Linked DNA regions of Homo sapiens: region 2 is linked to region 1. A link is a loop called in an ENCODE intact Hi-C map of the cell type or tissue named here. Cell type or tissue: ascending aorta. All regions are shown on one strand. Links, peaks and the distances in the headings refer to the core of each region. The heading gives the core; the rest is flanking DNA.

The links. Hi-C counts contacts between places; a loop is a spot of excess contacts. Peaks named below come from ENCODE experiments on the same cell type or tissue, not always from the same donor. Only the 100,000 strongest peaks of a DNase experiment are listed, where the experiment ranks them.
Region 2: it touches region 1 in a loop (2.6-fold over the local background); 27 of 110 quality-filtered maps call a loop at or near these places.

The regions. Positions count from the first base shown.
Region 1 is chr13:30,389,742-30,401,546 of GRCh38, forward strand. No RefSeq gene overlaps it. Among named protein-coding and RNA genes, the nearest start is that of LINC00426, 22 kb to the left of the region's middle. In ascending aorta, for the core only: no CTCF peak of the experiment used is centred there; DNase peaks (open chromatin) are centred at 5,598 and 5,900; H3K4me3 peaks cover 2,045 bases; H3K27ac peaks cover 1,309 bases.
Region 2 is chr13:30,439,775-30,451,579 of GRCh38, forward strand. It overlaps LOC107984577 (a long non-coding RNA gene), which reads left to right and starts at 5,971. Exons shown (of 2, transcript XR_001749803.2): 1 at 5,971-6,522; 2 at 7,591-9,199. RefSeq lists a silencer at 5,200-5,391 and enhancers at 5,858-6,743, 6,153-6,332. In ascending aorta, for the core only: a CTCF peak has its summit at 6,167 (motif pointing left); a DNase peak (open chromatin) is centred at 6,117; H3K4me3 peaks cover 1,415 bases; H3K27ac peaks cover 1,624 bases.

The DNA of each region.
Region 1 (11,805 bases), core at 2,324-10,323:
AAATCCTTTGGGGTTTGTCTACTGTGTTTTCTATCCACTGCTGATGATTGTTGACTACAGAGGTAAGGCAGCTTTTATACATTACACAACTACCCTTTGTCCTTTAGAACCTTTCCTAATGTTGAATGACTCAGTCCATAACCAAGGGCAGCATTCGTTACTTTGTCACTGTTTTCTATTAAAACAACAACAACAACAACACTCTCTCATTTGTAATTGAATACATTAATAAACCCTTTCATGGGCATGATGGAGTTAAACGTGTTTGTAAAACACCTCAACACCCTGTACTAGCAAAGCAAACACACCTTAGACCAAGAGGCCTGCAGCCAAGAACCCTGATCCCAGTCCTTGGTGGTGACTGACCTTTCTCGGGAAAGCACAGCTTTGTTGACAATCATGGACGTTCTCAAGGAGATGGGCTCTGTACTTCCTATAAAAAGCAAGGAGTCCAGGTGTGGTGGCTCATGCCTGTAATCCCAGCACTTTGGGAGGCCGAGGCAGGAGGATCACTTGAGGCCAGGAGTTCCATACCAGCCTGGCCAACATGGCAAAACCCCATCTCTACTAAAAATACAAAAATTAGCTGGGTGTGGTGGTGCACACCTGTAATCCCAGCTACTTGGGAGGCTGAGAATTGCTTGAACCTGGGAGGCAGAGGTGGCAGTGAGCCAGGATCATGCCACTGCACTCCAGCCTGGGCAACAGAGCAAGACCCTGTCTCAAAAAAAAAAAAAAGCAAGGAGATTCTAAAGTTGATCTGCAGTGCACTGTCTCCAGATCAACAAACCTGGAGGCTGGCAAAGTTATCTGAAGAATTTGGGCAGAAATATATTTATCTGTATCATTAAAAAAAAAAAAACAGCCAAGTGCTGTGGCTCACGCCTGTAATCCCAGCACTTTGGGAGGCTAAGGCAGATGGATCGTTTGAACCCAGGAGTTCAAGACCAGACTGGGCAACATGGTGAAACCCCAGCTCTCCTAAAAATGCAAAAATTCAACCGGGCATGGTGATGTGCACCTGTAGTCCCAGCTACTCAGGAGTCTGAGGAGGGAAGATCACTTGAACCCGGGAAGCAGAGGTTGCAATGAGCCATGATCACGCCACTGCACTCCAGCCTGGGTGACAGAGGAAGACTGTTCCTCAAAGTAAAATAAAAATAAGAAAAATAATAAATCAAAGATTAGTTCAGAAATCTGCAAAGTAGGATACACTGGTTAAGCACTTACTATGTATCAAGTGCTTAACCAGTGTAACCTATTTTACATTGTGTAACCAATGCATGCATTGTCATTTAATTCTTTTCTTTCTTTCTTTCTTTCTTTCTTTCTTTTTTTTTTTTTTTTTGAGATGGAGTCTTGCTCTATTGCCTAGGCTTGAGTATAGCGGTGCAATCTCAGCTCACTGCAACCTCTGCCTTCCGGGATCAAGCAATTCCCCTGCCTCAGCCTCCCAAGTAGCTGAGAGTGTGTGCATGTGCCACCATGGCTGGCTAATTTTTTTGTGTTTTTAGTAGAGATAGGTTTTCGCCATGTTGGCCAGGCTGGTCTCAAACTCCTGACCTCAGGCAATCCTCCCACCTCAGCCTCCCAAAGTTCTGGGATTACAGGTGTGAGCCACTGCACCTGGCTGTAATTCTTAAAACACCTCTACTATATAGATATTAGTATTACATATTACAAATAGGGAAACTGAGGCATAGTTAAAGTAACTTGTGCAAAGTCACACGGCTAATTAGGGAGTAGGGATTCCAACCCAGTCTCTGACTACAGAACTCTCAACCACTACGTTGAAGTTTTCAGGCACCACCTGTCTCAGATTCACTCTGACCGTGGGGAAATGAGTATGCATCTACACTCAAAGGTATTGTTACCTTTTTTCCTCACAATACTGTCGTCCAAGAGAATTAGCTCTGTGTCCAGTTTACAACTCTCCCACTCTGCGTCACCTTCCTATCAGCATATCAAAAACCACGCTACCTCCCAACTCTGCTTTAAGAATCTAAAGAACTGGATGCTGATGATGGCAAAGTCTGTTGATAGATCTCAAGCAGTGGCTCTCAATCAGGAGTGATTTTGGCCCGCAGGGGACATTCGGCTATTTTTGATCATCACAACTTAGGTGGGAGTGGGGAGGGGAGCTACCTGGTAGCAGCCAGGGATGTTGCAAAACATCCTATAATGCACAGGTAGCTCTCCCACCCACCCATCAGTCTGGCCCAAAATGTCAATAGTGTTGAGGTTGAAAAACTCTGAGCTAAAAAAATCAGTAATGCTCGTTAGCCCTCGTCCACAGCCCGGCCCGGAATGAAGCATGGCTAGCATGGCGGACACCAGTCAAGAAATGGTATCAGATGGGTTAGCTCTTCTGCAAGGGGAGATGCTGATGCTTGCACTTGGGCTTCTTCCAGCCAGCTAATTAACACATCTACAGATTGCCTGAACTGACAGCCTCCTTTCCCCCAGACAAACAGCATGCTGATAAGCCTTTCCAAAATCAAAATACTGTCCTGACAAACTAAGGGAGTGATTCAGCAAGGTGAGTCTTTCTGCTGCGCGTGAGGCAAAGGCATAGGACCTAGTCTAGAGGCAGTCAATGGGGTGGCATGCCCAGAGTGAAGGGCATGCCCAGAGTGAAGTATGGCATTAGTAAGGGCAAGGGGGCATCGGCAGAGAAAGTCAGGAAAGATCATTACCATCCAATGGGGAGGAGTGGAACTTTAAAACTGGTCAGGGAATCCTGTTGGCTTCACTCGCTTATTATTTTAGCAGGCAATGAGATCATGGTCTGCAAGAACAGAGCTAAAGAGCTGGGAGCTATAACCACATACTGCTGCAAATAAAGTCAGCTCCAGTATGGAAAGGAACACAAGGCATGGGCTGCATTTGATTCACCCAAGGTTCAAGGTCAGAGTTGTGCCATGAAGGCACCAGTGGAGTTGGGGGGAGGCAGACACACCTGGTTTTGAACTCCAGCTTTGAAATACTTCCACCATGTGTAGGCAGAAAACAATTTCTCTGAGACTTCATTTCCCATCTGTAGAGCAGGAGAAATAATAAGAGTCACTATGCAGGGCTGTCCTGAGAAGCAAAGGGTGTGATACGTGTAATCCAGCGCTTGGATAGGGGGCTGTGCACAAAATTAGTCTGGAACAAGAGCCAAGTCGTCCCTCCTGCTCCCCTCCTCCCTTTCCTTGCACATGGTTTTCCCGGGTGCCTGGCTGACAGAGGAACTGTTCCTGGGGCTGAGTCCTGCGATCCCAATAGAGGCTTTTTATTAAGTAGAATTTACACTGACAACCTATTCCATACGATATGTCCAGAGAGCAAGCTCACCTTAAACAAGCATATTCAACTTTTCTAGAGCCCAGAAAATCACTTTTTGAAATACTTATTATGAACCTGGGGTCCCTAGAAGAAGATTTACCATGAAGTTAATGAAAATGAAACTTCAGGCTTCTCACTTCACCCGTCCCGCAGGGAGGCTCAAGCCAGGGCCCCAGCAGCCTATGCATATGGTCACTCACTGTTATAAACTCTGCAATGGTAAGATGTTTAGTTGCTTCAGATCACTGCCTCTTTCCACCTTGACTTCCATTTGGCCACATTTCCTCTCCTTTTGGGTGGCTTTGGAATGGCCATGGGCATTTTGGGGACCTAGCAAAAGAACCCAAGTTAGAGCTACCTTTAGTTTTGGGTTGATTATGATATACTGATACAGTCAATTTCTTTCTTTCTTTTGAGACAGGGTATCGCTCTATCACCGGACTGAAGTGCAGTGGTGTGATCAGGGCTCACTGCAGCCTAGACCTCCTGGGGGCAAGCAATCCTCCTGTCTCAGTCTCCCAAGTAGCTGGGACTATAGGCACATACCACCACACCCAATTAATTTTTGGATTTTTTTTGTAGAGACTGGGTTTGGCCATGTTGCCCAGGCTGGTCTCAAACTCCTGGGTTCAATCAATCTGCCCAACTCAGTCTCTCAAAGTGCTGGGATTACAGGTACGAGCCACTGCTCCTGGTTGATGCAGTCACTTTCGTATAGCCAAGCTACTGCTTAGAAAAGGTTTCTGGGGATATTCCTACGTTCCGACTTAGCTGGCATGGAGTCGTAAAGGCTCAGACTCAAGCATCATATCATGATATGTGCATGTCCCCAGAGCAAGGGGGGGAAACAAGATGTGAAATAGGGTCCTACAAGAGTCTGGGGCAAAGCTTTCCAATCATCAAACTTGTACAATTGTAGGTACACTTAAACGGATCACTGGTCAAGATGAAAGTTCTCACCTTTCAGGAACATAAGAGGCCATCAATGAATATCTGCCCCAAAATGTGGGATAGAAAGGATTTTAGAGATATGTTAGTCAGTTAATTATATGTTTTTCTAAATTTAGTGATACTTTAATACCTAATTTTGTATGTTTGAATTTATATTCTCTTCCTTCCAAATTACATAAGCTTCAGGACCTACGAAACCTAGATTCACCCCTTTGGCTCACATGCTCTTATTTTAGCTTTTTTTTTTTTTTTTTGAGACGGGGTCCCACTCTGTCACCCAGGCTAGAGTGCAGTGGCGCAATCTCAGCTCACTGCAACCTCTGCCACCCGGGTTTGAGCAATTATCTTGCCTCAGCCTCCCGAGTAGCTAGGATTACAGGCACACACCACCATGCCCAGATAATTTTTTTTGTATTTTTAGTAGAGATGGGGCTTCACCATGTTGGCCAGGCTGGTCTCGAACTCCTGATCTCAGCCTCCTAAAGTGCTGAGATTACAGGCGTATTTTAGCTTTTTGAAGAGGGTAGGATGGAGAAAAAGATGAAGAGGGAGAAAACCAAACTTCCTAACTAAATTTTGTGAAATAATTATATTTCAGTGACACAGTGAAATTCTTTGTATGGTTGTTCTTTCTGAAAAGAGCGAAATGAAATAGGATTGAGAATCCTGACTATACCAATAGATTTTCTTTTAAGGCTGCGTCTGTTCTGCAGTGTTTGGGTAAAGCACTTTCTGTGCATTGTGAAATAAAACACGCCTAGATTGTTAAAAAAAAAAAAAAAAGGCTGTCAATTTTCCGTTAAAGCCTTTTATCTGTACTTTACCCCTTCCCTCCAGCAGATTCTAAACTCTTCATTCACACCCACTATTGTCACTTCCACACTAAATTAAACAAACTCAGTTCGATCACTGCAGTTTTTGGAAGCACAAAGTAACACTATACAAGTTAGAGAAAGTGAAAGAACTTCTTTCTAAATTCAAACGGCTGAACAAGGAAACATTCAGGTAGGCAGAGTCCTTGCAGTTTCTGTTCTTACCACAGAAAAACTTAAAGAAGCCACATTCTGGATGTTGTTTTTCATGTTAACAAAAAGTCCAGACGGACCCCATAGCTCACAGTGCTTCTTCTCACCCCTCGCCCCTCCCCAAACTCCATCGACCCAGAAGCATTAATTTCATAAGGAAGAGAAAACTTGGCTTTCTACTAAATTCAGCTCTGAATTCAGCCCTCCATTTCCCAAGGGCTAGGACCCAGAGCCAAGTCAGCCCGCCCCTCCCTCTCGCTCCCAGACCTGAGCTGCGGATGCTGCAGCCCAGCACTCCTCCAGGTTTGGAAAAGGCGGCTACGCTGGGCAAGTTTGGAAAGTTCTGGGAGAAGAGCGAAAGGAGGGAGTGTGTGTTGGCTCTTTTCCTTTCCTTGGAAAGCACTTAACAAGAATGACACCCTACCCCCACATCAAATGCCTTCTCTTGCAGTCCTGGTTGTTTTATAAAAACTGAGTTCGTGTCTTTAATGCCAGGATTTTCTTCCTGGTAGTAAGCATTGGCTAATGATTGCCAGTCGGCTTCTGCGTCTGTGTGCCATGTGACCTGGACACGTGACTTGGAGCCGGCTGTGGTTGTTACTTGTATTTGAATAAGAAGATCAAGCTTATTATTGCAGTAAAAGCCTGTGGGACTTGTCTGTGCAACGTGATTCCCCAGGCGGGTTACACAACGCACCGTACAGCCTCGTCTTCCAGAGGCTCCAGTTGTTTCGTAAGGTAAAACAAACACGATTTTATATTTTCCAAAGTGAAAGTCCATTTTCCCCCTGGAAAGTGTCTGATGATCCTGGAAAAAGATGAAGCCTAGTTTCTCCAAACCCTGTTAGTCCCCTTGGTACAGTAAGGTAGAACTACTGCCCAGCACACAATTAGAGAAAAAAAAACAAATCCAGTCTCCTTTTCAAATAAAGATTTAGGATTGACGTTAGAGAAAAAAACATCCAGTCTCCTTTTCAAATAAAGATTTAGGATTGATGTTAGAGAAAAAAACAGATCCAGTCTCCTTTTCAAATAAAGATTTAGGATTGATGTTAGAGAAAAAAACAGATCCAGTCTCCTTTTCAAATAAAGATTTAGGATTGATGTTAGAGAAAAAAACAGATCCAGTCTCCTTTTCAAATAAAGATTTAGGATTGACGTTACCTTTTACTATTTCCCCTTCTCCCTTCCTAAAAAGTCTTCAAGATATGCTCTTATCTACCTATAAAGAATTTACACTAAAAATGACGTTTTTAAATTTAAAATTTAAATGGCACGTTCATTTTGCGATTTTTTTCCCTTAGATTTCTACAACATTAATAGTTAAATTTTTATTGTCCACATACCCTGTAAAAGAGACATCAGAAGGATTCATCTTTTTGTAGGTGAGAAGAGCTGGATGTTCCCTTCAGGTTAGGATGTATGCGTGCATATATATATGCAAATATATGCAGATTTACCCCAGGAGGGCTTTTCCACGACCAAGAAGGTGACATCTTTACCATGCATGTTTTAATACTTTCCCCACCCCAATGCTGAAGAAGCCCTGCTATAATTTGCTTTCTTCTGCCTCTAAGGGTGATGACTCAACTACAGAGGCAAGATCAGGGAGGAACAATAGCTTTGGTTATCTCTAATGAGCGATCCAATAACCATCAAACCAGTGAGTTCTCTCAGCCCAAGGCTGGCGCCTCTGTGTGGAACCGCAAAGGGCACTTTTCTTTCTTTCTTTTTTTTTTTTTTTTAACTTTTATTTTAGGTTCAGGGGTACATGTGCAGGTTTGTTACACCGGCAAACTCATGTCACAGGGGTTTGTTGTACAGATTATTTCGTCATGCAGGTACTAAGCCTAGGACCAATTAAACATTAACTCTCCATTTTCCATTCCCCTACCCGCTGGTAACCACCATTCTGCTGTTGTCTCTAGACACTCATATAACTAGAGTCACATAGTATTTGTCCTTATGTGACTGACTTATTTCACTTAACATAATGTCTTAAAGATTCATCCATGTTGAAGCATATGTCAGAATATCCTTCCTTTTTTAAGGCTGGATAATATTCCATTGTATGTATACCACATTTTATCTATTCATCCATCCATGGACACTCGGGTTGCTTCTATCTTTTGGCCATTGTGAAGGATGCTGCTGTGAACCTGGGTATACAATTATCTGCATGAGTTCCTTTCAATTATTTCCTTTCAATTCCTTTCAATAGAAGTCATGCTTTCAGTTACTTTGGATAAATATCCAAAAGTAGGATTGGTGGATATATGGTAATTCTGTTTAATTTTTTCGAGGACCCACCGTACCGCTTTCCATAGAGGCTGTGCCATTTGTTTTTTCTAGAGATGGGTCTCCCTTTGTAGCTCAGGCTGGAGTGCAGCGGTGAAATCAAAGCTCACTGTCACCTCGAACTCCTGGGCTCAAGGAATCCACCCACCTCAGCCTCTCCCCGAGTAGCTGGGGCTACAGGTGTATGCCATCATACTTGGCAAAAAAATAAAAAATAATTTGTAGAGATGGATCTCACCATCTTGCCTAGGCTGGTCTGAAACTCCTGGGCTCAAGCAATCCCACCTGAGACTCCCAAAGTGCTGGGATTATAGGCATGAGCCACCACGTCTGGCTGAGGCTGTGCCATTCTGACCCTGTTGGTGGTTCAGGTCTTTGTAAGAGGTGAGCTTGAAAAAGACATAAATTTTATTCTTTGATTTTCTAAAGACTCACTAATGCTGGACATGGTACCTTGTTTCTGCCTTAGGCTCTCCTTCTACAGAGGGAAGATGGCCGTTACTATCTCTCTCAGGAAAACAAGGAACTATGGCAAGTGTTGTTGAGATAGGCTGGGAGAAATTTAGTTCAAAATATGGTATATGGCCGGGCGTGGTGGCTCACGCCTATAATCCCAGCACTTTGGGAAGCCGAGGCAGACTGATCACCTGAGGTCAGGAGTTCGAGACCAGCCTGGCCAACATAGTGAAACACCATCTCTACTAAAAATAAAAAAATAAAAAAAAAAATAGCCGGGTGTGGTGGTGCACACCGTAGTCCCAGCTACTTGGGAGGCTGAGGCAGGAGAATCACTTGAACCCGGGAGGCGGAGGTTGCAGTGAGCTGAGATTGCACCACTGCACTCCAGCCTGGGTGACAAAGTGAGACTCCGTCTCAAAAAAAAAAAAAAATACAGTATACCCTCATCCTAAGTTTTGGGGTCAGAGACTGTGCTGTCCCTTCCTCCATCATGAACTGTGCCCCTCTTTCCAATGCATAGGTCAAGGTTAGGGATGGCCATAGGGCCACTTTTGGGGGCCTAAGTTCTGATATCTGCATTGCTCACCAGACATGTATGTCAAGGACCTTCTCTGAGACAATGCTGCTTTTATAAAATACCATCCTTAGCCAGCAGACATATCTTGCCTGCATTTCTGACTTCTGTTTCAGCTCACCATCTTCCTTTTCCTTTGGTGTGGGCTACACGTCTAGAGGGAAGAGAAGCCATTGAATGTCTGTCAAAATCCAGCCAAGATTTCACTAAGAATATGCTAGCTGTATCCTTTCTCTCAGTCTCCCCCTTCCTGACCTCCTGGCCAGCGCTGACTCAGGATAGCAGAGGCTCTGCCAATTTCAGGGCACGCTTTTGCTCTCTGTTCAGTCACAGACCCACGTTAGGCCCTGTCAAAGCAGGAGAGGCCCTACACCTCTCTCATGAGGCACATAAGCAGTATTGGCATGCTGTTCTTTGGAAGGTTCCCCACAACTGTCCCTCGGCCCTCTGGCACTTTGGACAGGCTGGCCTTTTGGGCATTACCTGCCAGAGTCTCCGGAGTGTCCTCTGAGACTGGCTATGGGGAAACAGGGAAGGGGAAGGTGCTGGCGCTCATGCTGGAATAGTGCAATGTTTTGATCAAAGTTCACAGAGTGATCACTCCAGAGTAGCTGTGCTGTGTTTTTAGTCATGCTGACAGCAGCGAAGTGGCCTCTACACAAAGCCTTCTCTTGGTGCAGGATCAGAAACAGGGCTGGAGGGGGAGAACTCCTCGGTGCCGACTTACAAGGTCCCTAAGAAACAAGATCCCACCCGTATCTCCCAACAAAGGTTCAACTCTTGTTTCTGAAGCATGTGCTGCTAAATTAATTAGTCCTTAGTGGCCAGGAGAGAAGGGCCCTTGGTCATTGTAGCCATGCGGGTAATGCCCCACTGTCCCCACTCTCCCAGCCCCATCAGAGTAATACCCTACTACCCCCACTCTCCCAGCCCCATCAGGCCCCAGGGCTTGGCCTCTTGGAGGTGACTTACCCCTCTGGAGTGAGGCTCCATGAGGGCAGGGCCCCCTCTCTCTTAATCACTCTTGCATCCCTGACACCTGCAATCGTGCCCTGCAGAGAAAACATTCAATCAATATTTGTGGAATGAGTGAATCCATCACTGCAATTTTCTGTCCTGGGCTGGAGAATGGGCTTGCCTTCTCTTTAGAAGACAGTAACTGATGGCCTCGATGGAAAAGAGACAGATTCTCTCTATGTTGCCCAGGCTGGTCTTGAACTCCTGGGCTCAAGTGATCCTCCCACATTGGTCTCCCAAAGTGTTGGGATTACAGGCATGAGCCACCACGCCTGGCCTCACCTATTAAGAAACAGATTTTGCAGTAGGTTATGGGAAATTCTAGATGGAGTATTAGCACAGGAGCTGGGCTTGATGGGATATGAAGGAAAAAGGTCCCAGGAAGCATGATAGGAGAAAATGAGACAGCAAGTTTCAGATGTTCTCTGCCTTGATTTTATGACAACATACAATAGAATAGGGCATGTTACAAGAAACCATAAAGAATATTCCAAACGTTTTTTTTCTTTTGAGACGGAGTTTTCACTCTTGTTGCCCAGGGTGGCTTACAGTGGTGTGATCTTGGCTCACTGCAACCTCCGCCTCCAGAGTTCAAGTGATTCTCCTGCCTCAGCCTCCTGAGTAGCTGGGATGACAGGTGCACACCACTACGCCCAGCTAATTTTTTTGTATTTTTAGTAGAGATGGGGTGTCACCATGTTGACCAGGCTGGTCTCAAACTCCTGATCTCAGGTGATCTGCCCACCTCAGCCTCCCAAAGTGCTGGGATTACAGGCGTGAGCCACCACGCCCGGTCAAGAATATTTCACACTTATATAAAGCATGTACTAAATAACTCTAAGTAAATAGGATCCATAACTTGTTAGCTTGAATGCAAGGTAAAAATAAAATACAAATAAATAAAACAAAATAAATAAACAGGGTATTTTGAGTTGCTAGAAAAGAAAGAAAACCCTCATTTGGAAAAACCACAGGCCTCCTTGGAAGAAGTTAAGCTGGTGGTTAGGATGGGATCAAATTGTTGTCTTTATTAACAGCTGACAGTTGCTGTGAGTAAAACTCTGATCAACCCATAAACCCAAAAGCAGATCAGATGTGGGAGAGTTCTCCTTCAGCTTTCCAGCAAACTTGTCTCCTGCTTCAACCAAGTCAGACCTGGGCTGAGCCTGCAATGAAGAGCCTCAGGTCAGAGTCCAAAAAGTCATTAGGAAAAACATATGAATGGTAAAGCCACAAATAAAGATACCACCTAACTTCTCTACCTAGTGCCTCATGTAATTGTCAGGCTACAGGAAAGAGCGCTTACTTAACTCTGCGCTTGGCACTTGACAAATGTTTATTGGCTACCATTATTATTGTCATTATTGTTATACTGATGTGCCACAGATATAGCCATTAACTTTCCAAGTCCCAAATTAGAAACCTCTGGTGTAAAATTTGTTGGGTGCAGTGGCTCATGCCTGTAATCCCAACACTTTGGGAGGCTGAGGTGGGTGGATCACAAGGTCAAGAGATGGAGACCATCCTGGTTAACATGGTGAAACCCTGTCTCTACTAAAAATACAAACATTAGCCAGGCATGGTGGCGGGCGCCTGTAGTCCTAGCTACTCAGGAGGCTGAGGCAGGAGAATCACTTGAATCCAGGAGGCGGAGGTTGCAGTGAGCCAAGATCGTGCCACAGAGCGAGACTCGGTCTCAAAAAAAAAAAAAGTGTACATATACTCAGAGAACAAGATAGGCTACTTTGATCCAAGACTATCTAGAAAATTTCAGGCTGTGTGTAGCCCTTTTCATGGGCTCACTGTTGACAACCACTCCAGCCTAGTTGTGAAACTTACCCAAGTTCGTGTATTTTTGAGGGTACACAGGGTAGTGGTTCATCCAGCAAATCTAAATCCCAGTTGTTGCATTCAATTCAATTCAAACCACACATTGAGTACCTAAATGTAAAATATTGAGCAGGGTGCTCCGAGGAATAGAAAAATGAAAAAGATGGCCCTGTCACTCAGACGCTCAAATCGTCAAGTCGTGGGGAGGCTACCAGGCACAGGTACACAAATAACTCTAATTCAAGGCAGACAGCCCCAAGTGACACACAGAAGTATAAAAAGAAAATGCACTGGGAATGTGATGGCCTGAGGGATTAATTCCTG
Region 2 (11,805 bases), core at 1,458-9,457, 49 kb after region 1:
TGCCGATGGCTGCTTCCAACTACTATGGTGGAGCTGAGCAGTTGTGATAGAGACCCTACAACTCACAACACTGAAGACCTAAGTTGCAGACTGAAAATGAACCTTACAGGAAAGGTTTGCTGACCCTTGACCTACATGATCTAAGGATATAGTGCGTAATTTGTCTGGAAGTGCCATTAACTTGCTTTCTCCAGTGGGAATGTAGCATGGTTGGGTACATTAATCCTGAAATAAGTGAGAGATCCAGACCTCCTGTGTGTCCTTCCCATCAGACACTGACCTAGGGCCTGGAATCTCCCTAGCTTGCTAAGGAAGCAGTGACCTCTGGTTACCAAGTAGAGGGATCAAGTCCTCCTGGCTTTCCAGGACTGTCATGGTTTAAAAACAAAGTCTCACCTTCCGGGAAATCCCTCAGTCCTAGGCAAACCAGGATGGTTGGTCACCCTGAGATATAATGGATAGATCATAGGGCCCAGGGCAGACTAACTTGAGCTCAAATCCCACTTTTGTGACTTCACACCATGCAACCTTGGGCAAATTACTTTACCTCCCTGAACCTCAGTTATCCTGTCTATGAATTGGGACTGAATCTATTTGAGGAGTTGTAAGGATTAAAGGAGATTATGGGCCAGGCACAGTCGCTCATGTCTCTAATCCCAACACTTTGGGAGGCCAAGGTGGGAGGATCAGATCACTTGAGGCCAGGAGTTCAAGACCAGCCTGAGCAATATGGCAAGACCTTGTCTCTACAAAGAAAGGAAGAAAGGAAGAAAGAAAGAAAAAGAAAGAAAGAAAGAAAGAAAGAAAGAAAGAAAGAAAGAAAGAAAGAAAGAAAGGAAGGAAGGAAGGAAGGAAGGAAGGAAGGAAGAAAATTATGCACTGAAAGAGCTTACTTGCACATAATAGACATTGACTAAATACTAGTTCCCTTTCTACCTTTTTGACCACCATTAGCTAAAGTTTTAAAAAACTCAATCTTTAGCCAAAACTCCTTTTTTCATAAAAGGAGAAAATTAGGCCAGGCATGGTGGCTCACGCCTGTAATCCCAGCACTTTGGGAGGCCGAGGTGGGCAAATCACTTGAGGTAAGGAGTTCGAGACCAGCCTAACCAACATGGTGAAACCCCATCTCTACTAAAAATACAAAAAAATTAGCCAGGCATGGTGGCGCACACCTGTAGTCCCAGCTGGAGGCTGAGACACAAGGATCTCTTGAACTGGGAGGCGGAGCTTGCAGTGAGCCGAGATCACACCACTGCACTGCAGTCTGGATGACAGAGAAAGACTGTCTCAAAAAAAAAAAAAGAGGAAATTAAAATAACTTTTGTATGCTCCCCATGTTCTAGTGATGTCATTTTTTTGCCCCTTATAAATACATACCTAATAAACAAATAACTTATTCTGCAGTGGAGAAAATAAACCATACACATATAATTGCCCGATTACTGTTTTATATTTTAGAGTCTGGAGACAAGTGGTTGCTTCTGTTTTGTCCAACTATGGATACATCGCAGAAAGGTTTGCTCTGCTCAACTAGTTAAAGTGGCACCTGATGCCCCAGGTCCGTGGCCAGATGCAGAACTCTGGGCAACAAGGGCCAGGGCCTTTTTCTAATCTAGCATTTCATGCCTCTAACGGAAAATGTTGGCAGGAAGTTGATAGAGCCTGAGAGTGCTACCTCACTTGTGATTCATCTGATGGATCAGTGTGACCTGAAGCACTAAGTTAACCAACAGGCTCATTAATTTTTAAAAGAGGTGGTTAGTAATAAACCAATAGTGCTGTACAAATCCAATAGCAGCCTACACACCTTCAAAAGTCCCCAGAATGAGATCAAAGGACAAGGCAGCATCAGTTTCATTCCAACAATAGCATTTTGATTTAACATCCACTTTGTTGGCAAATGTGCAGGAATAAAATAATGCGTATTCCTATAGTAATTTATATTCTAAATTACACTGAAAAGCCTAGGTGGTCCCCAACAAATTCAATTTCCTTTAGACTGTAGCTATATTAGTTTGAAGAATCAAGTTTGTACTGGATGAACTGATCAAATAAATCTAAAACTATCAGCATGTTAATGGAATATCCATTACCTAAGGCCAGGCGTGGTGGCTCACACCTGTAATCCCAGCACTTTGGGAGGCTGAGGTGGGCGGATCACGAGGTCAGGAGACCAGCCTGGCCAACATGGTGAAACCCCATCTCTACTAAAAATACAAAAATTAGCCAGGCGTGGTGGTGCGTGTCTGTAATCCCAGCTACTCAGGAAGCTAAGGCAGTGAGAATCACTTGAACCTGGGAGGCAGAGGTTGCAGTAAGCTGAGATCGCGCCATTGCACTCCAGCCTGGGCAATAGAGAGAGACTCCATCTCAAAAATGAAAATAAAAATAAAAATAAAATAAATAATGCATACCTAATGTATCATAATGGTTCAAAATACCTACAATCATAGCTGGTTCCCAATGAATTTAATTTACTTGAGCTTGTGGCCATATGATTTTAAGGAATCAAACTTTTTGCTTAATTTATTAGTCAAATCAGCCAAAACTTATAAATTCAGTGAAAAAAATAGTTGTTTGGCTAATTTGAGTGGTTAATGCAGTAAAGTGAGTCAAATTATTAGCTCAAAATACATACTGCCTTAATTTGATCTAAACTATAAACATCTGCTTTGCCTTTTTGGTTAGGGTGACACCAAAAAGCATTAGTTTCCAAACTTGGCTGAGCATTAAGAATCCCCAGGAATGCTTTTAAAACTTCCAAAGCCCAAGCCACACCCAGACCAAGTCAATCAGAATCCATTGGGTGAACCCAGGCATCAATCCCCTGGATGATTCCAATGTTCAGAATTCAAGAAATTCCTTGAGATCAGGAATTCAAGACCAGCCTGGGCAACATGGCGAGATCCCATCTCAAAAAAAAAAAAAAAAAAAAAAAGAAAAAGAAAAGAAAGCAATAGCTAACGATTTATTAAGCTGTCACCAAATGCCAAGCATAATGGCAGGCATTTTCCATGGATTATTTTATTAAATTCTCACACATACCAGTGAAACCTTATAAAGTCAGTAGGATTGTTGTGCCCATTTGACAAATGGAGAAATTGAGGCACAGGAGGCTGGGTACTTGCCCAAGGATACCCATACTAGCAAGTGGTCAAGTGAGAGTCGTCACAAATGCAGTGACTCCAAAGCTTTAACTTGAATTATTTTTTAAAACCAGTGACTTAAAACTCAGTGCTTCTTTAGGTCTTTGTACTTCCTTATCTTATGTCTTGAGGGCATTGGTTTGTATCACTTTTCTTTGTTTCTTGGTTTTCTTTGTTTCTGGACGCCAAGGCCTCTCCAAATAGCACGCGAAAGCAATTTCTCATGCCCCTGGGAGAGAGGTAGGCGTGGCTTTATGGATGTGATAGGCAGAGGACTTAATATTCTGCATTAACATCTCCTTCTCTCTCAAGGGAATTTCTAGCAGACTTAAAGCACTGTAGGCAACAGAAAGGAAACCTGAAATGCAACATCCACCTGGAAGACACATACATATTTGCTGAAGCGTGTTTCAAATTTAACTGAAAAAGAAGAAGAATATAATTGTGCTTCTCATTCACTGCAAATCTTGTGATTTCATAGTCTTCAGTGTTGACCTGTCAACCTGTATGGGTTGTTTGTTTAAAAAGGTTGTATTTTTATTTTATTTTATTTTTTTAGGCAGACCACTTAAGTATCATGTGTTACTGAATACCAGCTGAATTATTTTGTTGTTGTTGTTTTGACAGTCTTGCTCTGTTGCCCAGGCTGGAGTGCAGTGGCCTGATCATAGCTCACTGCAACCTCGAACTTCTGAGCTCAAACGATCCTCCAACCTCAGCCTCCTGAGTAGCTGGGACTACAGGCGTGCACCATCATGCCCAGCTATTTTTCAAAAAAATTTTTGTAGAGATGGAGATCTGACTTTGTTGCCCAGGCTGGTCTCAAACTCCTAGCCTCAAGCAATCCTCCCACCTCAGCCTCCCAAGGTTCTGGGATGATAGGTGTGAACCATTGCATCTGGCCCACCAGCTAAATTCTTAACATTTAAACTATAAACATTACAATTTTTTGTTGCAGAACAAAAATGAAAAGAAGAAAGATGAAAATACACTACAATGTCACGGTCATTTGCACCAGTTTCCTGTGTACAGCTCTGCTGCTCTACGCTCATTTCTCAATCAGGTTTTGTCTCTCTTTTTTGCATTAAAAGCTGAGAGAGGAGCTAAAACTGCCCTGAGAAGCTCCCCCGGGACCCTGCCTGATCATCAGGGGAATGGGGCCTACCTCAGCAGTCTACTTTCTTCATTCAGCCCTATAGCCTCAGGAGAGAAGTTTGTCTCGCTCAGAGGAAGCAGTGGCCGCTCTGTCCCATACCCTGTCAGGCCATTTCCCATAGGAGACTGGACCTAGGGTGTGTGCTCAGGGTCCCAGTTTCTGCGGCGTTGAGCGGGTCCGGTACTCCTTTCCACACCAGGCTGAACCCCAAGGAAGCGAATCCATGTCCTCGTGGAAGAATAGGCCCCAAAGTGCCAAGCATCAGCCCCGTCAGTGCTGCCTGGAGAGCCGCCTGTGTCCTGCAGAACTTACACCCATGCAAGAGTGCACCCACTCAGCAAATGCGGGACACCGTCAGGAAGAACAAGACATCCTTGCTTCAGCTTCCCTCCTGTCACCTTTCCACTTCCCTTTGGGGAAGGTGTGCCTGGGTTTGCACACGGACTGGGGCCCCATCCCTGTTCCCCGCTGTGTGTGGCAGGGCAAGGGAATGCATTTTTAAATACCTTTCAGGCTAGGATTCCTTTTTTTTTTTTGATGGCATACTCTAACTCCAACATTTCTTCTGTAAGTATCACCAGTTATTTTACTAAAATCTAGATTTCCCAATCCAAGTGTTAGGAAGGTACTATGCTGCTGCTGCTTTGGGGCTTTCTGTCTGGCAACATCTATAAACAGTGCAATAGTGACTGTAGTCAGTTTCACGGTCTCATGTCTGAATCTTTTTTTTTTTTTTTTTGACAGAGTCCCACTCTGTCTTAGCCTCCCAAGTAGCTGGGATTACAGGCGCCTGCCTCCACGCCCAGCTAATTTTTTATTTTTAGTAGAGAGGGGGTTTCACCATATTGGCCAGGCTGGTCTTGAACTCCTGAGCTCAAGTGATCTGCCCGCCTCGGCCTCCCAAAGTGCTGGGATTACAGGCGTGAGCCACCGCGCCCGGCCCTTTTTTTTTTTTTTTTTTGAGACAGTCTCCCTCTGTCCCCCAGGCTTGAGTGCAGTGGGGCGATATCTCGGCTCACTGCAACCTCCGCCCCACCAGTTCAAGTGATTCTCCTGTCTCAGCCTCCCGAGTAACTGGGATTACAGGTGTGCATCACCACACCCAGCTAATTTTTGTATTTTTAGTAGAGACAGAGTTTCACCTTGTTGGCCAGGCTGGTCTCGAATTCCTGACCTCAGGAGATCTGCCCACCTCGGCCTCCCAAAGTGCTGGGATTACAGGCGTGAGCCACGACACCCGGCCTAGGCTTCCTTCTTTAAAGACAAATTTCCAGTGGGGCTCTGTAAGTAATCCTCATATTTTCTCGTTGAGGAGTGTGGCCAGAGAAGGTGAGTCTTCTGCACGTAGCAGGGGGGAAATGGTCAGGAGATACTGTAAAAGCACTAAGAAAACCGGAAGGAAAAGGCCAGGCTCCAGGAGCACAGAGACTGGATGGATTCCTGCTTCCCTGTCACTCGGCTCTGTTCAGGCGGTGCAGTCACTTCCTTCACCTCAGTGTCCCTGTTTGTGCAAATGAGGTGACTATTGGTGCCGACCTACTTCCCAGGCAGTTTTGAAGAGAAGTGGCAAACGTTGAAGGGCGCACACTCTCCTTCCCCAAGCTCCCTCCCTCCCCACGTGTGCACCCAGAAGGAAATAAAAGCCGTAATTTGCACTGGCGAGTCGGCCCGCCTCGTCGAGGGTTCCGCTGAGCTGCTCACAAGGGCGTGCGGAGGCCCGCGGCCGGCCCTGGCCCCTGTGGTGGCAGCAGCTGGCTGGCTTCCCGGGCGGCTACCTCCAGCTGCAGCTGTCGGTGCTATTTGCAGCTCTCCACATCCTGAGAGCTGGACGCCGAGGACCGCTCCCTGGAGGGCGTGCGTAAAATGCAGCAGCGGAGCGGTGAGGAGATTACCGGAAAAACTGGGAGCGGAGTCAGGCTCGTTCTGGAGCAGGGAGAGGCTTGGGAAGTTGCGAAACGTTGACCTGCAGGGTCTTGAGGAACTGTCGGCCTGGGCTGTCCCCGTGGGTCATTGAACATTAATCAGCCACCAGTCCTCGACCAAGCCAACCGAAATAGAGTCAGCAGGCAGAATGACGAATACAGTTTGAAAGGGAACGAACTTACTCTTATTCTCTCCTTGGAAAGGCCTTTCCAGACTCTCGAACTCACCCCTGTCACATTACCCTGTTGTGTTATCTTTGTGGGCCTGCGCAGCACCTGAAATGATCTGTCTTAGGTATGTGTGTGCTTGTTCATTGTTTTGTCTTCTCCGTGAAAATCTAAGCTCCTAGAAACTTTGTGAGGGAGGCAATGGGTCTGTTTTGTTTACCTCTGCATCTGCAGGGCCGAGTACAATGCCCAGCTCATTTGTAAATGAGTGAAGGAGTCCCCTACTAGCAGGCTGCCTACTCATCAATCAAGTAGTTGTTGGGTTTCTCATTTTTACCTTTGGAGATGTTGTCTTCGACCTACGGGAAGGAATTGGATCTATTTGAGGGTAAAGAAATTCATCCTCCCTGGGTTTATGTATTTTCCAACCCACTGCATAGAGTCTGACAAAATATTAATGGTCTTCACTGTTTCTTTTGATGATGTCTGCCACTTGTCACTATTTAATGTAATTTCATGTCATTTAAAGAAAGTAAAATTAGGGGCTGGGCGCAGTGGCTCATGCCTGTAATCCCAGCACTTTGGGAGGCCGAGGCGGGCGGATCACCTGAGGTCAGGAGTTCGAGACCAGCCTGGCCAACATGGTGAAGCCCCGTCTCTACTAAAAATACAAAAATTAGCCAGGCATGGTGGCGGGCACCTGTAATCCCAGCTACTCGGGAGGCTGAGGCAGGAGAATCGCTTGAACCCAGGAGGCGGAGGTTGCAGTGAGCCGAGACTGCACCATTGCACTCAGCCTGGGCCACAAGAGTGAAACTCTGTCTCAAAAAGAAAAAAAGGAAAAAAAAAAAAGAAAGTAAAATTATAGGGTAACTAGAAAGTTACAATAGTGTAACAAGCATAATCATTTAGAAGATTTTCACCTGTAACGTGGTTAAGATAAGTTTGAGACTCAGTTCAATTCAACACATTTGACTTTCAGACAGATCCAATGTAGTCTGTTGTATTTAGAAAGAATTCAGACCTTTATAAGGACGATTTCATGACATTAATGAAATTTATGTGTTAATGGAACTGAAGGACTTCACTCTGAAAGCAAGTGTTCTCTAAACCTAAATATTTTAAGAAGAAAATTAGTTGAAAGTTTAAAAGCTTGTCAAAAGTGACAGTCATTTCATTTCTTTTCTTTTTTTAGAGATGGGGTCTCACTGTGTTGCCGAGGATGGAGTACAGTGGCTATTCACAGGCACAGTCATTGTGCACTACATCCTGGAACTCCTGGGCTTAAGCAATCCTTCTGCCTCAGCCTCCCAAGTAGCTGGGACTATAGACACACACCACCACACTCAGCAAAAGTGACAATTGTTTCTAATACAGACATCCACACCTGGACATACTGTGAAAATTATATTCATTGGGCATATTAGTGTCCGTTCTTTCCAAGATCTGAGTTCATAATGTTTTCTTCTGTAATTGTAATGAAATATCACCATTTCTTGCTAGCATTATACCAAATCCCTCTAGGCAACTGGGTAGCAGGCTATATGCCAACCTAGGTTTTTGGAGATGACTTGTATCTTGTTTGCTATTAGAGCCAACATGTTAGAATTTGTGATTTGTCACAGAGTAGAAGACGAGTTCACTCAAGAAGCACTTATTTATGAGCACCTACACAGGTGATAGAACAGTCAAAAGACAGGAGTTCTGGCCCTTCTGGAACTGACAATCTTACTAGAAAAATAAATGTTACCACATCACTTGAACAAAGGCACAATTATGCAATTTGAGTTGTGTTTTGACTTCCTTCCCACTACCTTGTTTTTTTGTTTTTGTTTTTTGTTTGTTTTGTTTTGTTTTTATGCTGGAGGTGTTGTGGGAGATGGAGTTTTGCTCTTGTCACCCAGGCTGGAGTGTGATGGCACGATCTCAGCTCACTGCAACCTCTGCCTCCCAGGTTCAAGTGATTCTCCTGCCCCAGCCTCCTGAGTAGCTGGGATTACAGGCATACGCCACCACGCCCGGCTAATTTTTTGTATTTTCAGTAGAGATGGGGTTTCACCATGTTAGTCAGGCTGGTCTCGAACTCCTGACCTCAGGTGATCTGCCTGCCTCAGCTTCCCAAAGTGCTGGGATTACAGGTGTGAGCCACTGCACCCGGCCCCTCCTTGCTGTCTTAATAGAAAGTGGAAAATAGAAATCTTCTGCACAAGGCCTTTGGTTTGAATGCAACATGCCTAGAGATAGGGAACTGGAATCCAACACCGTTGCCTACAGATCTTTGGAGACTAAAAGAGAAAAAATCCAGGAAAGAAAAAAAAAAAAACAAAAAACGGCTGCCATAGCTATTGGCCTCATTGGACAGGCCTGGGTGATGTGCACAGACCCTAAAGGTGGCCGGAGCTGACCAGCTTCCTATTGCACTCTTCTGGGTGGCCCAGGCACCCAGTTGCATTGGCTGTGGCCACTGAGAAAGGATTGAGTCAGGCTGAGCCATGGGCAATGACAGAGGAGAGGGGATCAGCAGAGCCTACCTGAAAGCAAAGGAGAAATGGGTCGGTCACCTCATCGCAGAATTTACAGATGAAGGGGACAAACTTGTTACCTGAGGGTTTCCTTCATGCCTTGGAGTTTCTCTGAAAGAAAAGACAGCTGAGCATTTGCCCTGTTTTTGTTTTACCATTTTTACACTTTCGAAGTCATGCCATCAAGTTTTAAGCTAGTAAGAGGACCATATACCGAATGGTACAATATCATAGTTCTTGTAGCAGCTACATTTTGATGAATAAAATTTCTTTTAAAATCTCTTTTTTAAAAATGAAGAGACTTCTTCTACCAGGCAGCAAATGTTTCTTTCCTATGTAAACTTAGCTTGCAAACATAATTTTAAACAGCTTTATCATGACTATATATCTTGCTAATTTATTATCTTTTTTTTTTCTTTCTTTCAGAGTCATGGTCTTGCTATATCACCCAAGCTGGAGTGCAGTGGCATGATCATAGCTCACTGCAACCTTGAACTCCTGGGCTGGAGCAAGCCTCCCAACTTGGCCTTCCAAAATGCTGAGATTGATTACAGGTGTGAGCCACCTCACTGGGCCTCTTGCTAGTTTATTGTTTAAAAATCTTCCTCAGGGCCGGGTGCAGTGGCTCATGCCTGTAATCCCAGGCCTTTGGGAGGCTGAGATGGGAGGATCACTTGATCCCAGGAGTTTGAGACCAGCCCGGGCAACATGGAGAGAGCCTGTCTCTACAAAAAATCAGCAATTAGCTGGGCGTGGTGGTGTGCACCTGTAGTCCCACTACTCAAGAGGCCGAGGAGGGAGGATCACTTGAACTCAGAGGGTTGAGGCTATAGTGAGCCATGATTGAGTCATTGCACTCCAGCCTGGGCGATAGAGTGAGACTTTGTCTCAAAAAAGAAGAATAAATAAATAAATAAATAAATAATAAAAGCCTTCCTTAGACTTTTTCCCTGGCACTTTCTGAAGTGATGGCAGATGGGTTTTATTCTGGTTCTTATAATAGCTAAAATTGGGTCACAGAAAGGAATCTAGATTAGATGACAAGATTATTATTTTCATCTGATAATTTCCATTACTCACCTAACTGCTGTCTTTCCTGGAATTAAAGAGAAAAGAAACTATGGAGGCCGGGAGCGGTGGCTCACGCCTGTAATCCCAGCACTTTGGGAGTCCGAGGTGGGTGGATTGCCTAATGTCAGGAGTTCAAGACCAGCCTGACCAACATGGTAAAATCCCGTCTCTACTAAGAATACAAAAAAAAAAAAGTAGCCGGGCGTGGTGGCGGGTGCCTGTAATCCTAGCTACTCAGGAGGCTGAGGCAGGAGAAATGCTTGAACCTGGGAGGCGGAGGTTGCAGTGAGCCAAGATCGCACCATTGCACTCCAGCCTGGGCAACAAGAGTGAAACTCCATCTCAAAAACAAACAAACAAACAAAAACTATGGAGACCCAGGTTCCAGGGCCCTTGGGTGGAGAATAAATTTTAGGAATTCCTTTGGATATCTGACAGTAGAAGCTATTCCTTGTAAGTCTGTTGCTGTGAAATCACAACATAGCTCATTTAGCAGCGGGACAGCCCATCTCTGGAAAAAAAATGGTGTGAGGGTGGAATTACGCCTTGGGAGGCCAAGGAGGGAGGATTGCTTGAGGCCAGGAATTCAAGACCAGCCTGGACAACATAGCAAGACTCTGTCTCTACAAAAAATAATTTTAAAAAAATTAGGCATGGTGGTGCATGCCTGTAGTCCTAACCTACTTGAGAGGCTGAGGTAGGAGGACTGCTTGAACCCAGGAAGTTTAGACTGTAGTGAGCCATGATTGTGCCACTGCACTCCAGCCTGGGTGACAGAGCAAGACTCTGTCTCATAAAAAAAAAAATGAATAAATAACATAGAAAAAAAGATATTCATAATAAAATAAAATGGAAATATTTTGATGATTTCTTAGTGAGATTTTAAGAATTGTTATTAATAGCCTACTAAGACCTAGAGGTAAGAACAAATTAGATTTGGCCTGAAAATGAAGATGTAGCAAAAAACAATAAAGAAAAAAATGGCATCTCTGTTTTTTGTTTTTTGTTTTTTTTTTCAGACGGAGTCTTGCTCTTTTGCCCAGGCTAGCGTACAGTGGCATGATATCAGCTCTCTGCAACCTCTGCCTCCTGGGTTCAAGCAATTCTCCTGCCTCAGCCTCCCAAGCAGCTGGGATCACACGCATGCACCACCATGCACTGCTAAATTTTAGTATTTTTAGTAGAGACAGGGTTTCATCACATTGGCCAGGCTGGTCTCAGACACCTGGCCTCAAGTGATCTGCCTGCCTCGGCCTCCCAAAGTGCTGGGATTACAGGCGTGAGCCACCGCGCCCTGCCAAAATCAATATTATTTTGATTTTTTAGTAGAGACTGGCCTGGGTCAGTTGATTCTTAAGTACAGTTATTTAAAAACCTTTAGGACCTTAACAATTTTTTTAAAAACTCCCAAGTTTTATATTTTTATTTATTTATTTATTTATTTTTGAGACAGAGTTTCACTCTTTCGCCCAGGCTGGAATGTAGTGGTGTGATCTTGGCTCACTGCAACCTCTGCCTCCCGGGTTCAAGCGATTCTCCTGCCTAAGCCTCCCGAGTAGCTGGGACTACAGGTGCATGCCACCATGCCGAGCTAATTTTTATATTTTTAGTAGAGACGGGGATTTCACCATGTTGGGCAGGATGGTCTCGATCTCCTGACCTCGTGATCCGCCTGCCTTGGCCTCCCCAAGTGCTGGGATTACAGGTGTGAGCCACTGCGCCTGGCCAAAATCAATATTATTTCTAAAGGTACACTGTAATTATCTATAGAAGCTCAATATATATAAATTCAGACGTGAAAGTTTGCAATGCTGCCT